2 separate regions of the Homo sapiens genome follow, and region 2 is linked to region 1. A link is an interaction called in ENCODE POLR2A ChIA-PET data of the cell type or tissue named here. Cell type or tissue: HepG2. All regions are shown on one strand. Each heading gives the region's core, and the rest is flanking DNA. Links, peaks and the distances in the headings are about the cores only. Region 1 overlaps FOXP1 (forkhead box P1). Region 2 overlaps FOXP1 (forkhead box P1).

What was found. ChIA-PET counts read pairs that join two places held together with the same protein. Peaks named below come from ENCODE experiments on the same cell type or tissue, not always from the same donor. Only the 100,000 strongest peaks of a DNase experiment are listed, where the experiment ranks them.
Region 2: POLR2A ChIA-PET joins it to region 1 with 6 read pairs; 5 of 35 experiments call an interaction of 5 or more read pairs at or near these places.

The regions. Positions count from the first base shown.
Region 1 is chr3:71,319,447-71,322,360 of GRCh38, forward strand. All of the region lies in intron 4 of FOXP1 (forkhead box P1), which reads right to left. Among named protein-coding and RNA genes, the nearest start is that of FOXP1-AS1, 31 kb to the left of the region's middle. In HepG2, for the core only: no CTCF peak of the experiment used is centred there; no DNase peak of the experiment used is centred there.
Region 2 is chr3:71,257,293-71,260,206 of GRCh38, forward strand. The region is part of intron 5 of FOXP1 (forkhead box P1); the gene reads right to left. Among named protein-coding and RNA genes, the nearest start is that of FOXP1-AS1, 31 kb to the right of the region's middle. In HepG2, for the core only: no CTCF peak of the experiment used is centred there; DNase peaks (open chromatin) are centred at 1,059 and 1,499.

The DNA.
Region 1 (2,914 bases), core at 254-2,753:
TGAAATTTAAAAAAAGATTTAAATTAAACTGAAAAGAAAGATTCTGGTGTGACTTTATAATCTCTGTTCAGTGATGAAACAAAAATTCTTTTCACAGTCTCATAGCCCCCTACTCTCTCCTCCCTTTCAAAAACTTCTGTAAAGAGCTGCTATACTCCCTGTCTCCACTTATTCATCTTCTAAACATCCTGCAGCCCACACCATGCCACTGAAACCTCTGTTGCCAAAGTCATTAAGTTTTCAGTCCCTTTTGTTTGATCCATAGGCTGCATTTGGCAGAGTGCACCCTCCCTTCTTCTCAAACAGTTCCCATTTCCAAGCAGTCTGCCTGTAACATTGGCTCTCCATGATCTACAACCTTCTTCAGCACCCTCTTCTCCGCCAATCTGGTTCTTCTTCCTTGGGCCTTCCCTCAGTGAATGCTACCACCACACGCCTAGCCAATGGGGCCAAACACTCTGGAGGCACATTTGACTCCTCCACCACATCCAACAATGACATCCACTCCATTCTCTTTCCTTCACCCTGACCAACACTTGCCGGCCCACACAAGGGTGCCTCCCACGACTCTGCAATTCCCTTGTGAAGGCTCTTTCCTGCCTTTGGTTTTGCTCTCCTCAAACCTACCCACGGGGAAGACAAACTCATCTTGCAAAATGTGAATGTACAACGTTCCATCAATTCCCAGACAGCTTCCCCAGTCACACCTTAATATTTTTGACATTAGGACGCATCTCAACATTGACATGGATGCTTAACGTTGCATGCTTACCCACGCACATCCCATCCCAGCTGAACAATTTCTTAGCTTTCTAAGGCCCGGAAGGCCAAGGGGAAGCATCTAGAGGTATTCAAAAGGCTGTGCTGGATGTTAGCCGCTGCTTGGTCCTCTGCTTGCACTTTTTTTGCGGCTCTGGAACCACCATTCTACCACGGACAGACACTCACATACACACCCTGTACAGTCTTGTCTCTAAGCCGCTGCACAGATCTAGCCTACCACCGTATTGCTCTGCCCTCTTTCACCTAAGAAATCCCACACATCCCATATAACTCAGGCACAAATACCACTTCCTCCAAGAAGTCCTCCCTAACCTCCCTTTAGATCAATGTCCCTGTTATCTATTCCCTTTGTACACAGTACTTGTCCTAATACAGGCATGACTCCATTTTATTATAATGGTCTATTTAATCAATCATTTCTCTTGCTAAGCTCTATCCCAGTCTACAAAAGGCACTTAATAAATCTTGAATGAATAAAGTAAAAGCTGATGAATTTCAGTAAACAACGTTAACGGCAACAATTTTTCCTTCTTTGGTTCCTTCATAAAATCAGCTCTTCTCCATCTTTGTTCCTCTCCCTACTACAATGGTTCAGCAACACGCGGCCAAGCAAATCAAGTCTGCATAGTATTTGTTCATACCTCTGAAGATATAAGAAATGTGTCACAGCTGATATTTATGTGAATGACTGAGATATAATTTGAACAAAAACTCTTCCGTTCCCTTGAAGTAAAATCATCTTATTGTTTATGATACAGTGCAAAGGAAATAGAATGAGCAAGGAAGCTATAAGAATTTAATCAAGTCGACTTCTTATAAATAAGAATTGAGATTCACTATGCACCCCTAATTACCCTCCCGCTACTAACAGTGTCCTAATTTAGACTGTACCAAAAAAAAAAAAAAAAAGGAAAAAAAACGCTTTCAGATAGTAAGACGATTTTGCATTAAGGTCTCAGATGAGCCTTAGTGCCATTCCCTCTCTTGGGCTGTGGTCTGCTTAACTTCAGCTTTAATGATATCACGCTTCCCACTTTGACAAAATCAAACTTCGCAGTTGGCCTTCAAAACAGTGTGGAAGAAAGAGTTGTCATGGGACAAACCAGTGACCTCTAACCCTTGGCAGATTTGGTAATGAAGACAAGAAATCTGGTATGAGCCAGCCATAGCCCCAGACTCAAGAAATGGTGTCATTTAAGTGACCATGGAATAAAAGCCAACTTCTGGAAACGTGAGATGGCCACATGGGCTATATATAACACATAAGACTATAGACATTTTCTCTGGGGTTCAGGTTTTCAGAGACCCACAACTAGAATATCAAAAGAAATTTCGTGCTCACAATGTAATTAAAGTAACTGGCAGGCATAATTCAATCTTATTTTTCTTTCTTTTTTCTTTTTTTTTTTTGAGATGGAGACTCACTCTGTTGCCCAGGCCGGAGTGCAGTGGTGCGATCTCCTCTCACTGCAACCTCTGCCTCCCAGGTTCAAGTAACTCTCCTGCCTCAGCCTCCCAAGTAGCTGGGACTACAAGTGTGCACCACCACACCTGGCTAATTTTTTTTGTATTTTTAGTAGACAAGGTTTCATCATGTTAGCCAGGATGGTCTTGATCTCCTGACCTGTGATCCGCCTGCCTCGGCCTCCCAAAGTGCTGGGATTACAGGCGTGAGCCACTGTGCCCAGCCTCAATGTTATTTTTCATGATTATAAAGTTGCCTGCGTCACTTAACTTTGCTGATCTTCACTTTCTTCATCGGGAAAATGGGGTAATGAGATCTGTGTGTCAGATGTGAGAATATGTGTTATACTCATAAGCAGGATTTTTATTTGTATATGTGTAGAGAGGTGTATAAACTACAAAAGATGAAAATTTTTGATACAACTCTTACATCATTCATTCCGTTGTTTAGCAGACTTTAGGGAACACCATTCTGTACTATATGGAATAAAAACATGAATAAAACTAGGCCGCTGCCCTCAAGAAGCTCATATCAACATCTGGGCTATGAAAAACAGTAGTCATTAGCCACATGTGGCTTTTAAGTTTAAATAAATTAAAACTAAATATAACTAAAAATTCAGTTCCTCAATTGCACCAGTCATATTTCCAGTGTCAAAAGCCACAT
Region 2 (2,914 bases), core at 232-2,731, 62 kb before region 1:
GGGACCAGGCATGGTGGCTCACGCCTGTAATCCCAACACTTTGGGAGGCCGAGATGGGCAGATCACCTAAGGTCAGAAGTTTCGAGACCAGCCTGGCCAACACGGTGAAACCCCATCTCTACTAAAAATAAAAAAAATAAAAAATAGCCGAGGGTGGTGGCAGGCCCCTGTAATCCCAGCTACTTGGGAGGTTGAAGTGGGAGAATTGCTTGAACCCAGGAGGCGGAGGTTGCAGTGAGTTGAGATCATGCCATTGCATTCCAGCCTGGGCAACAAGAGTAAAACTCCATCTCAAAAAAAAAAAAAAAAAATGCAGAATGGGTAAAAAGAGGAGGTGACTAAAAGGAGGAAATTTCCAGGATGCAGAAAGAAAAAGAAATGGAGCCACGGGAGTATTTCTTAAAGGACTCAGGACTCTTAATCTGGATTTCCAGGGGCCACAGCAAATCATTATAATGTATTTCTCAGGCATTGTGGTGAAAACAACATGGACTTTTAGAAGCATGCAGACCTGTGTGCAAATGTCTGCACTTCCACTTACCAGCTATGTGACCCAAACAAGACACATCATCTTTCTGGACCTAAGTTTTCTCATCTGTAAAATGGGGGTAACAATCACAGCTAGAACTCACTCATAAGCTACTTGGCAGGAGCAAACATGACAGTGAACACAAAATACCTCGCAGTCCTGATGCACAGTAGGCCCTCAACAAAATGGTAATTGTTATTACTGCGCTTAATAACATCCACGGAGCGCCTACGAATATCTACATAGTATGCTCTGGGCACACAAAAATAAATTAAATAGGTTCTTACCTTCAGGCAAGAATTTGTGGCTTTCGAATCTGAAAAGAACCCACTAAAATACAGAGCAGACTTGAACAAAGGTTATAATGAAATACAAACACACACTTGTGGGAGCCCAGACAAAAGAGTGAGTCACACAGGCTGGGTTCAATTGAAAAGGCTTCATAGAAGTCATATTTGAGCCAAGCCTTGAAGGATGAGTAGGATGTTAATAGGTAGGAGAGGAGGAAAAAAAAGACAGAGGATTGGCATCCAACACTGAAGGAAGCAGTAACAGGAGCTATAGAAGTTCAAGGGTAGGGCAAACAAAGGGCAGAATAAGGGGTCTGGTATAAGCTCTGTGAGCATTCCTGTGTCAATCCTGAACTCCCAGCAGAGGGCCAGTCCCTTAGGTGACACCCAGATATTTTGTGGAAAGCTAGGCTGGAGGAACTTCTAGAAGACACAGAGACTGGGGCCAGGGGATGAAGAGCTTTGAAGGCAATGCTAAGGAGCCAAGTCTTCATTCTACAGGCAGGAAGGCAAGGACAGGAAGGGCAGAAAGCAGGAGAGACTTCAGAGGTCAAATAAACAGTGTGTGGCAATTGGAAGGATGTAGGAGGGGAATGGAGAAGAGAGAGCTTTGCTTAAGGCTTTAAGTGTGGGAACCTATCTTTTTGAACTGAAGCAATTCTGTGTCTAGGACTATCACTGATAATATTAACAAAGTCAATGTTGACCGCAGAGAAACCTTTGACAGTAGCCCTAAGAATGGGATGGGCTGAGGCCGGGTACAGTGGCTCATGCCTGTAATCCCAGCACTGTGGGAGTCCCAGACAGCCGGATCACGAGGTCAGGAGATCGAGACTACCCTGGCTAATACAGTGAAACCCCTTCTCTACTAAAAATACAAAAAATTAGCTGGGCATGGTGGCATGCGCCTGTAGTCCCAGTGACTCAGGAGGCGGAGGCAGGAGAATTGCTTGAACCTGGGAGGCAGAGGTGCAGTGAGCTGAGATCGTGCCACTGCACTCCAACCTGGGTGACAGAGCTAAGACTGTGTCTCAGAAAAAAAAAGAAAAAAGAAGTAAAGAATGGGATGGGCTGCCCCATGGGCATGAGTGGGCACGGCAACCAAAGGCTTCTAACAGAACCCAGAAGAGCCCAAGCTTAAAGCACAGACAAGCTACAGTGTGACCTTGCAGAGCTCACTTCACCTCTCTGTGTCTTAGTTTTATGACCTAGAAAATAGTGTCAGCTGCAGTATATCTTTGTAAGGTTATCATGAAGATGAAAAGAGAAGACATGCGTAAAGGATTCAGAATGGTTTGCTGAACTGGCACATACAAAGTGTTTGGTAAATATTACCTCCTATCATTCCTATTATTTTTCTTATTGTCCACCAAGGATAGTGAAAAATGAGTACCAATGTCCCAAATGACTCACTTCCTAAGTCTATGATCCCTGTGTTGGAAGAAAACTAAACCCTATGGGCGTCTGGTAAAGGGAGACGACCCCAATCGACTGATTTTTCATAGACGAACTAGATGGTTTGTGATGAGTAATGATAAGAAGAAAAAGAAGGATGAACAACTGTAACTGAAATAGGGTTGTGATGAAACAAAAGTGCCTACAAATCAATTAACTATCCATATTAAGAGGAGGTGCCTATCACTTAGAACAGCATATTAACAAGCACTGGGGAAATACTTAGTGATGTGGATGCCACCTGCTAGTTACGTATAAAGTCCCTTAAGACAAGTGAGCCCAGATTAAGCTCCACAGGTAAGCCCCTTTGGTGGATAGAGGGTGGGGGTGCTGCTGGAGGCTCAGCGTGGTACCCAGTTAGGCAGGGACATGAAGGAAGAGGTGAGGAAGGGCAGCAGGGAACTAACCAGGGACACTTTCTTTTCTTTTCTATTTGAGACAGAGTCTCGCTCTCTCCCCCAGGCTGGAGTGCAGCGGCGCAATCTCGGCTCACTGCAAGCTCCGCCTCCCGGGTTCACGCTATTCTCCTGCCTCAGCCTCCGGAGTAGCTGGGACTACAGGCACCTGCCACCACGCCCACTAATTTTTTTGTATTTTTAGTACAGGCGGGGTTTCACCGTGTTAGCCAGGATGGTCGCGA